Regions from separate parts of the Homo sapiens genome. Here region 2 is linked to region 1. Evidence: read pairs that join two places in POLR2A ChIA-PET (ENCODE). Cell type or tissue: MCF 10A. All regions are shown on one strand. Links, peaks and the distances in the headings refer to the core of each region. The heading gives the core; the rest is flanking DNA.

What was found. ChIA-PET counts read pairs that join two places held together with the same protein. Peaks named below come from ENCODE experiments on the same cell type or tissue, not always from the same donor. Only the 100,000 strongest peaks of a DNase experiment are listed, where the experiment ranks them.
Region 2: POLR2A ChIA-PET joins it to region 1 with 5 read pairs; 1 of 35 experiments calls an interaction of 5 or more read pairs at or near these places.

What each region holds. Positions count from the first base shown.
Region 1 is chr4:93,824,914-93,833,628 of GRCh38, forward strand. It overlaps ATOH1 (atonal bHLH transcription factor 1), which reads left to right and starts at 3,840. Exons shown (of 1, transcript NM_005172.2): 1 at 3,840-6,051. The coding sequence starts at 4,014. The coding sequence ends at 5,078. RefSeq lists an enhancer at 1,957-2,662. In MCF 10A, for the core only: no CTCF peak of the experiment used is centred there; a DNase peak (open chromatin) is centred at 3,568.
Region 2 is chr4:94,261,518-94,264,017 of GRCh38, forward strand. The region is part of intron 9 of SMARCAD1 (SNF2 related chromatin remodeling ATPase with DExD box 1); the gene reads left to right. Among named protein-coding and RNA genes, the nearest start is that of SMARCAD1, 55 kb to the left of the region's middle. In MCF 10A, for the core only: no CTCF peak of the experiment used is centred there; a DNase peak (open chromatin) is centred at 1,094.

The DNA.
Region 1 (8,715 bases), core at 2,619-5,118:
AATCAATAAATATTTTGTAACTAATAATTATTTCTCAAACCTTCAGGCATTTATTTGTTCTGTCTAAGATTCATGGATTTCTTTATTTCTCAGGAAGATAATCTGTCACTGCCATTACTTATTTTGATACTCAAATTGTCCTACGGGTTGTCAGCGGAAGCTGCTTCAAGCAAGCTTCTACAGTACTTTGACATGTCTCCATCATTCTTTGAACACTTCCTTATTTCTGAGAAAACAAGAGGTTTTTGTTATCTTGTGTTTTTTCTGCTTCATCCCTGAAATCAAATGATTTTTCCAAGAACCCTAGCTCTTTTTAGTGCAGAACATTATTGAGAAACTGAAATCTGGGAGCTAGATATGTTCAATTGCTAATCTCAGGCACTGAGACACTGAGAGTGAAAAGAACTACAAAATACATAGGTACACACACACACACACACACACACACAGGCATGACATTTATATATATTTATTTCTATATCATCTATTCATATATATTAAAAACTAGAAACTCATATTCAAACCTCCAATTCAAATCTATCACCACAGCTTCCTCCATTTCCATATTTGCAACTCCCTTCTCTGACAGTGAGAAATCTATTCTCGTTCTCCTCAAATATTTACTTTTTTGCATTCATCCTTCTGTATGTAACTAATCTGGCTGCCCACACACACTAGAAGCTCTCTCTGCTTAAACTGTGATACCTCAGGCTGTGCTGCTGCTGCCATCATCCAGCTCCCACAGATACTCAATTTGTTGTTGATATGATTTGGCCCTATGTCCCCATCCAAATCTCACCTTGAATTGTAATCCCCATAATCCCCACGTGTCAAGGGCAGCCCCAGGTGGAGGTAATTGGATCATGGGGACAGTTTCCCCCATGCTGTTCTCGTGATAATGAATGAGTCTCATGAGATCTGATAGTTTTATAAGTGCCTGGCGTTTCCCCTGCTTGCACTTACTCCATCCTGCCCCCCTGTGAAGAAGGTGCCTGCTTCGCCCTTGCCTTCCACCATGATTGTAGGTTTCCTGAGGCCTCCCCAGCAATGTGAAACTCTGAGTCATTTAAACCTCCTTCCTTTATAAATTACTCAGACTCAGGTATTTCTTCAAAGCAGTGTGAGAAGGAACTAATACAGGTGTTTTGACATCCTATGACACACACTGTCCTTAAGGATGTCCTGATCACACTATTCAGACTCCAACCCCATGCTCAAGGCCCTGTGCCCCCTTCCCCAGTTCAGATGACAAGCTTCCTCAGCTCTGCCTAATGGGGGAGAAAGAAGAGAAGAAAAAGGGAGGGAGGGAGGAGAAGAATAGGTCCCTACTTATTTTAAGGGCCAAATAAATATATTTCACCGTAAACTACCAAAACTCTTACTGTCCCTCACATTACTGGAACATTCTAATTTACTCACCTAAAAATTGACGTTTGCTTCAAAAAAGTAATAATACTAAAGGTTATATGTAACCCTGGCATATTAGGACCAATATTCTATATATTCAGCAAATATTTCACTACAGCCCATAAAACTGTTGAAACTCAAAGGAAAGTGAATATTGTGTATTATACAATCAAATTTAAAGCACAAAGTTTGGATGATGCAAGCTCAAGGAAAATTTGGGCATCCTACACATTTGGTAGTGACATTATGTGAAAGAATTTCGGGATTAATTTTCAGCTGATAGAGTTGGAAAAAAAAGTGGACGTATAGGGAAAAAAATGCAATATAGACAACCGATACTACCAGGCACTAGCTGCTTACACTGCCATACATATATAGATGACAGTTAATTGTCTCTCTGAAAGTTCTACTTAAGCATCTACAGCTACTAGCAATTATTTTCTCAAGAAGCACATTTTATATGGTAGCACTATTTATAGTAACAGCATTATTAGTCGATTTCAATAACACCCACTTCAATCACCAAACGGAGAATTTTCTGCCCAAAAAAAAAAAAATACATTAGATGGCCTTTTCTTTTTCTTTGTTCTCATGGATGGTTTTCAGATTAGGTTTGTTTTTTGTTGTTGCTTTTGTGTGTCTTTAACATTTATTTCAGCAGAGCCCAAACATTCACACAAGAATAAAGCTCTGAAGTTTCTGGCACGTAAGATACGCCCAAGACTATTCCTAGACACCAGCAAACAGACGAGGTTGAAGAAGAAACAGGTGAAGAATAATGTCTTAAACATCATTTTAGCACCCTATTCTGCCATTCTGTATCTTTATAGGATATGTCCAGTCCAGTCCCAGAAAATCTACTGCCCAAGGAGTTCTAGATGACAGGTTAGATCAAGCCCCGGCAAATGTTTGCGAAAACAACATTCAACTGCCTCTGGACATTGCAAAGACATATTCCAGGGAGCTATCTCTTGGGCTCTTTTTTAACATCTCTCCTAGAGGATGAGACTCCTTTCGGGATTACAGCCACTGGGAAAGTAAAAGCAACAGTAGCATCAACAGGTTGCATCGCACTCCCGCGCCCCAGGGGCGGTGCAGGAGAGCGCCCGGAGCCAGAGCCAGGGCGCGCTGGGCGCAAGCTGGGGCGCGCCCAGGGCCAATGAGCTTCTGATTGGCTCTTTGCTGTGAATAGACTAGGCCGAGGCTAATAGGACCGGAGGGGGCGTTCACCTGGGAATTGGCCTCCCCCCCTTGCCAAGGACCTCCCTGATTGTATGGGGCGGAGTGGGGTGGGGGTGGGGGCTGGAAAGGGGAAGCCCACCCTAACTAAACGGAGGGGCGGGAGGAGGTTAAACTGAGGAAGCCACGAGCCCGCAGTAAAGAGAGGGCGATCGAGGCAAAAGGGTAGGTAACTTGGGACTTCTGTGCCTTGAAAGTGTTAAGGATTGCAGGGAATGCAGGCGCCTTTCATTTTACTTTGGGCACCCTCCCCTGGCTGGGCATTTAATGAGGAGTCCTACTGTGTGTGTTGAAACTCTGCATAATACCGTAAAATATTCTGGCCCTAAATTACACTCAACGGAGAGATTTAGGCAGATTACAATCCTAATTGGCCGCAGGGTGCTGGGGAAAGGGGACAGAGAGAATTGGGGGATCTGGAATTTGGTGTGCTATCACTACACCGCAGCTCTATTTTCCATTAAGAAAAAGATCATATGACGAAGTCGAACTAAGAGATCTGAAGTAAAAAATGAAAAGATGGAGCAAAAGTAAGAAACATACTCTGAGACGAGTGGGTTTTCCCCCTTTATTCCAACAGCAATCTTAAATGATGGACGTCATGTAGCAGTTATATATCTATGAACATGCATGAGAGATTTATAAATACCTGCATACATAAATACAAACATCCTATTATACATGAGAAATCGTAAATGCTTGGGCATCAGAAGTGGGAGCTGTGATCCTAGCTTGGGGGCAGCACAGGGTAGGCGGCCTTCTCTCTGCTTTGAGTGGCTTCTGGGCGCCTGGCGGGTCCAGAATCGCCCAGAGCCGCCCGCGGTCGTGCACATCTGACCCGAGTCAGCTTGGGCACCAGCCGAGAGCCGGCTCCGCACCGCTCCCGCACCCCAGCCGCCGGGGTGGTGACACACACCGGAGTCGAATTACAGCCCTGCAATTAACATATGAATCTGACGAATTTAAAAGAAGGAAAAAAAAAAAAAAACCTGAGCAGGCTTGGGAGTCCTCTGCACACAAGAACTTTTCTCGGGGTGTAAAAACTCTTTGATTGGCTGCTCGCACGCGCCTGCCCGCGCCCTCCATTGGCTGAGAAGACACGCGACCGGCGCGAGGAGGGGGTTGGGAGAGGAGCGGGGGGAGACTGAGTGGCGCGTGCCGCTTTTTAAAGGGGCGCAGCGCCTTCAGCAACCGGAGAAGCATAGTTGCACGCGACCTGGTGTGTGATCTCCGAGTGGGTGGGGGAGGGTCGAGGAGGGAAAAAAAAATAAGACGTTGCAGAAGAGACCCGGAAAGGGCCTTTTTTTTGGTTGAGCTGGTGTCCCAGTGCTGCCTCCGATCCTGAGCCTCCGAGCCTTTGCAGTGCAATGTCCCGCCTGCTGCATGCAGAAGAGTGGGCTGAAGTGAAGGAGTTGGGAGACCACCATCGCCAGCCCCAGCCGCATCATCTCCCGCAACCGCCGCCGCCGCCGCAGCCACCTGCAACTTTGCAGGCGAGAGAGCATCCCGTCTACCCGCCTGAGCTGTCCCTCCTGGACAGCACCGACCCACGCGCCTGGCTGGCTCCCACTTTGCAGGGCATCTGCACGGCACGCGCCGCCCAGTATTTGCTACATTCCCCGGAGCTGGGTGCCTCAGAGGCCGCTGCGCCCCGGGACGAGGTGGACGGCCGGGGGGAGCTGGTAAGGAGGAGCAGCGGCGGTGCCAGCAGCAGCAAGAGCCCCGGGCCGGTGAAAGTGCGGGAACAGCTGTGCAAGCTGAAAGGCGGGGTGGTGGTAGACGAGCTGGGCTGCAGCCGCCAACGGGCCCCTTCCAGCAAACAGGTGAATGGGGTGCAGAAGCAGAGACGGCTAGCAGCCAACGCCAGGGAGCGGCGCAGGATGCATGGGCTGAACCACGCCTTCGACCAGCTGCGCAATGTTATCCCGTCGTTCAACAACGACAAGAAGCTGTCCAAATATGAGACCCTGCAGATGGCCCAAATCTACATCAACGCCTTGTCCGAGCTGCTACAAACGCCCAGCGGAGGGGAACAGCCACCGCCGCCTCCAGCCTCCTGCAAAAGCGACCACCACCACCTTCGCACCGCGGCCTCCTATGAAGGGGGCGCGGGCAACGCGACCGCAGCTGGGGCTCAGCAGGCTTCCGGAGGGAGCCAGCGGCCGACCCCGCCCGGGAGTTGCCGGACTCGCTTCTCAGCCCCAGCTTCTGCGGGAGGGTACTCGGTGCAGCTGGACGCTCTGCACTTCTCGACTTTCGAGGACAGCGCCCTGACAGCGATGATGGCGCAAAAGAATTTGTCTCCTTCTCTCCCCGGGAGCATCTTGCAGCCAGTGCAGGAGGAAAACAGCAAAACTTCGCCTCGGTCCCACAGAAGCGACGGGGAATTTTCCCCCCATTCCCATTACAGTGACTCGGATGAGGCAAGTTAGGAAGGTGACAGAAGCCTGAAAACTGAGACAGAAACAAAACTGCCCTTTCCCAGTGCGCGGGAAGCCCCGCGGTTAAAGATCCCCGCACCCTTTAATTTTTGCTCTGCGATGGTCGTTGTTTAGCAACGACTTGGCTTCAGATGGCAGCTACATTTGATGGTTTGCAAATGCCGCCGCTGTTCCAAACTTCCTACGGTCCATATTGTTTGATGAAAACTTTCTGTTAAAATTGTGTCCTTTCCGCCCACCTTCTGCTCCCCCTTTAGATAGATACGGTATAATTGTAGGTACCCGTATATGGCATCATTATTCTAGTTCCCTGCTGCCAATACGCTGCTAAAACGTCGCATCTTCTCTGTCACTGGTTTGGGTTTAATTTATTTTACGCCCTGGGCATCCATCCTTGTGTGTTGCGCACTCAAGTGTGGGAGATTTAGTCTTCCGAAGTTGTTTTCCAAAATGCACAATGAAACGCAAAATTAGTGCTTCCAAAGTGGATAACTTTTGACTATGGAATTGTTAGAAAACAAGAAACTTTAAGGTTTATATATTGTATAAACATACCCAGTATGTGCATCCGATCGCGAGAACGTTGGCGTCTTTTAGGAAACTCCGCGCACGCACTTTATCAGCCGCTGCTGCGGTGGTGGCTCCAGGAGAAACTCAACTGCCAATTGCAGACCAGTTTTTTTTTTTTTAAACACAGCCACTTATAATTCTTAAGCTCTTTGCAAATGTTTGTTTAAAAAATGAAAAATTAAAAAAAATCTAGTAGTGTCAAACGCATTTGGTCAATTTTATTTTGCTTTGTTAATATTAGAAAACTTATTTATTATTGTTTGCTACCATTTCTACTTATCTTGATTCATTTTTTACGTTTTCTACTCGAGATCATTTTATTTTAATTTAGCAAAGCCAACTGCCCTTGTTTAATGTATTTTGTTTTGCAAATGATTAAAATAAATGTGAAAAGAAGCCTTTTGTCACTTATTCCTTGAGTATAACTACTGAAAACAATTTTCAAATGAATGACTTTGAAGAATTGAGTTAAGTCTTCTATTCAATGTCATTTATGCGATCTTACAGTTTTGAAGAAAAATGTTGTAAACTTGGTGCCTTCAGGTAGTATCAAAACCCCTTCAAAGAAAAGCACTCAAGTCAATAATTAAATTGTGAGATAAAACTTCTTCCAAATTTGCAGCACAGTTTTGCCTCTTTGATGGCCAGGATCTTCCCAGTCTTCTTTACTCCTTGCCCCAACAACATCTGCAAGGGGGGGAGGCCATAAGTTTTAGGTTTGCTAGAACCTAGCCTGGAGTAGTTAACTTTACCAGGGTTAGCTATGTCCACTCATAAAACCTACTCAAGCTGAAAATTTTTCACATAGGTCAAGCGCAGTGCACACTGTCTATGCCTCTCTCTCTCTCTCTTCTGGGAGAAGAAGACCAGAAGAGACAAAGATGATAACAGAAAAAAACTTGAGGGAAAAAAAGGAATGGGATTAATTGATTCAAAAATTAGAAGTGTGTAGTTGCCCTGGGAATTTGTTGACCTCCACTCATTTTTTTCTTTTCACACAATTCTGTTTCTCCCAATGTAGAAGCTAATGTCTGTCTTTATTTTGTCTTTCTAAATTAGCTTCTATGTAGAAAATATTCAACTACATTTCTGAGTCAATTGCATAAACTAAACGGTGCTGTCACTCTCACCTCAGGTGTTCTCACTAAGGAAAAACCTATTCTGGGTCTCAGGATCATAGGTTTTGGAAAAGCTAATAGTCGTGCGTGTGCGTGTGTGTGTGTGTGTGTGTGTGTAGACAGTGAGAGAGAGAGAGAGAAGAAAGTGGAATTAAAAAAATAAATTTGGCAAACACGAGAGTAGGACTACTTATTAAACTAAATATTCGGCAACGTTCCACTGGATAAACATCGTTGAATTTGAGACGCTGATTTTAAGCCAAGTCTTTTATCTTTTGAGGCCTCACTGGGATAACAAATTGCTGGGAAATGAAGCACCAAAAAGAGCAAGGGAAGGTTAGTATAATCACTCCTGCATCCTCTTCTCCTCCTAGCACCTTGAAAAGAGAAAAGCGCCAAAAAGAAAAGGAAAGCGCCACAAACTGGGTTTGCAGAAAGAGTAATGCACTAGGGAGCGCAGGTTCTGGTCTCCTTAAGTAAGAAACTGCAGAACCAGCTTTTTACTGACCACCTGGGTATCTGTGGCTTTCAGCGGAAGCCGACCAAGAGATGCAGAGAACGTCCGCCAGCTCTCTGGGAGAAGCGAGCAGGCGGCTGGTGACACTTTCCAGGGCAGAAATAATGCACCTGTCCCTTAGATAACCTTTTGCACCCATCGAGTTTGCCGTGCTCACGATAAACATCAGGAATCTTCGGGCTGCTGAATAAATCAAGCGATTGCTTCTAACACATTTCCATTTCGCTCTCAATAAGCAGACCCAACAGGTATGGACATACAGCAACCTTGCGGGATGAGAGCACGCATATTTTTATAGTTATTTGCTTAGTGTGTTCGCATGCATGTGACAAGGACCTAGACTCATTTTACCTGTTCTGAATCTGGCTCAGAAAAGGACAGGAGGAAGGAAAAGGTGATTTCTTTTTTCCTCAAAGAAAATCTATGTTTCATTTTTCAAAACCATTTCTGTTCATTTTGTGTCAATCAAAGAGGAGAAAGACCTTGTCCAACGTTAATATTTTTCATTGTCTCATAGAAATTGCAAAACAGAAAGGACATCAGGAACATCTTCCTTCACATCTTTCATAAATGAGGAAACTGCTGTCCCTAATTTGCCCCCAAAATCACACAGCTAGAAAGTGTCAATATCCAGAACTGATCTTAGTACTCCTGGCCGCTAGGTCAATGTTCTCATAATTTTTCTCTGAGGAAATCAATAGATAAGAGCTACAGCTATCTAAATGTTGGTGGGGAGGTGTTGTACCACCACAGTAGGTGGATATTTATACTTTTAAATATTAGTGGCATTACATAGGAATTGAAAATAACACCAGCTTCATTTAAGGACATTCTTTACATTTCTCCTCAAGAGAAAAACAACCATAACGGAATATCCGAAATACTATACTGATATAGTCTTTATAACAATATAGAACTGGAAATATTATAACACAGTTGATTGAAAAGGGGGGATACATTTTACTAACCCATTAAGACATGCGAGAAAAGTCAAATCACTGTGGTAAATTGAGTGATCAAAGTTCAAATGAGAGCTTTAACCCCTTTTCTCTCCATTCTATTTCTTTCTTTCTTTTTTTATTGCTGGCATTTCTTTGAAAGAGATGTACAATCACATTTCCATTTTAAGGTTCTTCTATGGAGTTTGCATAACAAACGTTTGGCAGCTCGCTCTCTTACACTCCATTAACAAGCTGTAACATATAGCTGCAGGTTGCTATAATCTCATTAATATTTTGGAAACTTGAATATTGAGTATTTCTGAGTGCTCATTCCCCATATGCCAGACCACTTCTGCCATGCTGACTGGTTCCTTTCTCTCCATTATTAGCAATTAGCTTCTACCTTCCAAAGTCAGATCCAAGTATCCAAGATACTAGCAAAGGAATCAACTATGTGTGCAAGTTAAGCATGCTTAATATCA
Region 2 (2,500 bases), core at 1-2,500, 430 kb after region 1:
TTTAATTACTCAGAACTGTCCATGAGAAATACTATAGAAATTATTTACCATGTGGTGTATTTTATATAAATTCATTATAATTGGTGAAAGATTAAGTTTGTTTGTTTGTTTTTGAGACGGGGTCTCACTCTATCACCCAGGCTGGAATGCAGTGGCGTCTTGGCTCACTGCAACCTCTGACTCCCGGGCTCAAGCCATCGTCCCACCTCAGCCTCCTGAGTAGCTGGGACCACAGGCACGTGCCACCACACCGGCTAATTTTTTGTATTTTTGGTAGAGATGGAGTTCTGCCATGTTGCCCAGGCGGGTCTTGAAATCCTAGGCTCAAACAGTGCTCTTGCCTTGGCCTCCCAACATGCTGGGATTATTGGTGTGAGCCACCACAACCGGCCAGTTTATTGTTTTTTGGCAGTTAAAACTTAACACTTCACTTTTTGAAATTATTTCTTCCTTGGCTTCTCTGATACCACATCCTACATTTCTTCTTGCTCTGTCTTTTTAAATGCTTCTAAATGTTGGTGTTCTTCAAGGTTTTGCTCTCAGTCTTCTAATCTCCAATTTCATGTGCTTTTCCTTAGGTAATCTCATCAGCATCTTTGACTTTGATGGTCACCTGTGTGGCATCTTTTTCTCCAGCTTACATCTCTTCCCTAAGATACAGATCTTTATTTAACTAACCACTGGCTCTTTCTCGAAAATTTGGTAGCTGCCCCAAATTTAATATATCCAGAAACAGACTTCCTTTGCCATCTTGGTAAATTTTAATCTCAATAGATGGTACCACTAATCTGTTAGCATTGAAGCCAGAAGTCTGGGAGTCAGGCTTAACTCTTCATTCATCTCCCCACACTTAATGGGTTCTACCTCCTGAAGATCGTGAATCTTATCAGTTTCTCCGTGTCCAACACAGACCACTATTGTCTCTCAACTCAAAGCCTTCTTAATAGTTTTTTGCTCTCAAGCCTTCTTCACATTACTCTCATAGAGTTCTTTCTAAACAGGAACTCTCTAAAACCCTTCAATAGCTTTTTAATGCCCATAAGTTCAGTTTAGAACGCATTAAAATGATTCATACCCTTACTGCCTTCCTGTTCAGACTTGTCTGTTGCTTCTCTAGGTTCTGACATGTGAATTTATCTTTCCATTAAAACAGTTCTTTTATTATTTCTGGCTTCTTACTCCATAAGGAATTACTAGGTCTTAGATTTTATTAGTCTTTTTGTGATGAGTGCCCATGAACTTTTGTTGTTTCCCTTGTTTATACCAGAGGTTATGCTTGAAATTGTTACTTGTGTTTCCCAATGTTCGTAGACCACAAGGACAGGGCTGTGTCTATCTCCCAGATAATTCAACAGTTACAGTAATTTCTGTTAAAAAAAAAAAAAAAAAAGAAAGAAAAGAAATGGTAGTTGGTTACAGAAAAAAAAAAGTGTATTTTGAACTTTTAAGGTCTTAAATTATTTTATTTAGGGAGGTACTAGTTATACAGTGAAAAGGGCATGGAATTTTTCTCTTACCCAGCTTTGTGATGTTGGAAATTGAACCTTAGTTTTTTCATCTAGATTTGGTAGGCTAGTCTTGGTAGTTGTTACGAGGATTTAATGAGTTACTGAATAAAAGGTATCTAATAGTTACTAGCACATAAATGGCACCTAATGTATGTTCATTCCTTATTTCCTGATTAATTTGTTGGGTTTCTCTCACATTTCAATGTATTACACACACATACTACAATCAGCATGAGATTGGTTTATGGCCTATAATTTTTGGTTGCATTTAAAAATAAAAGTATTTTAGCTAAAAGTTCTAATAGAACCTCCTTAAGACACTGATTGTTATCTATACTGCTGCTTATGAATAGATCTTTCCCCTGAAAAGCACAAAGTAGGGGGAGTAGGAGATCATATTGTGATTATGAATTTTGTCCCTGTGAAAAATATAGAGTAGTATGCAAATAAACTTAGTATTTAACAGTGCCATTTTTGAAGTGCTAAGAATAGATTGGATATTTTGTATATTTCCAAGTTATTCTAGGATAAATATGGAAAATGTATATTGCTATAAACTGTATTTTATTTAGTTATCTTAGTATATCCAAAAAGCACTTAATTACTATTGCTTGAGCTTTTTGCTGAACTTAGAAATACTGTGATCACAGTGATTACTTAGAGTTGTTAATGTGATTCTTGTCATAACTTGGAAAAATATGCTAAATAGGATGACATGAATAAAAATCGTGTGGTATTTTCCTAATAGATGGTTTTATTTTAGTTTCCTAGATTTAGTTCTGGCTTATGGGATTTTCATTTTTGCCCCAAGTATTTCAAATAGCTTTTGGACTTTCTCATCCTTTCCACTAAAAATATTTTTTGTCATGTTTTATAGAATATATATTTTCAGCTATCTATCTGAAAAATTCTAGTTCTGATATAGCTTTTACATATGAAGTATTCAGTGCCTCCTTTTGAAAAATAAATACAACTATATTTTGAAAGAAATT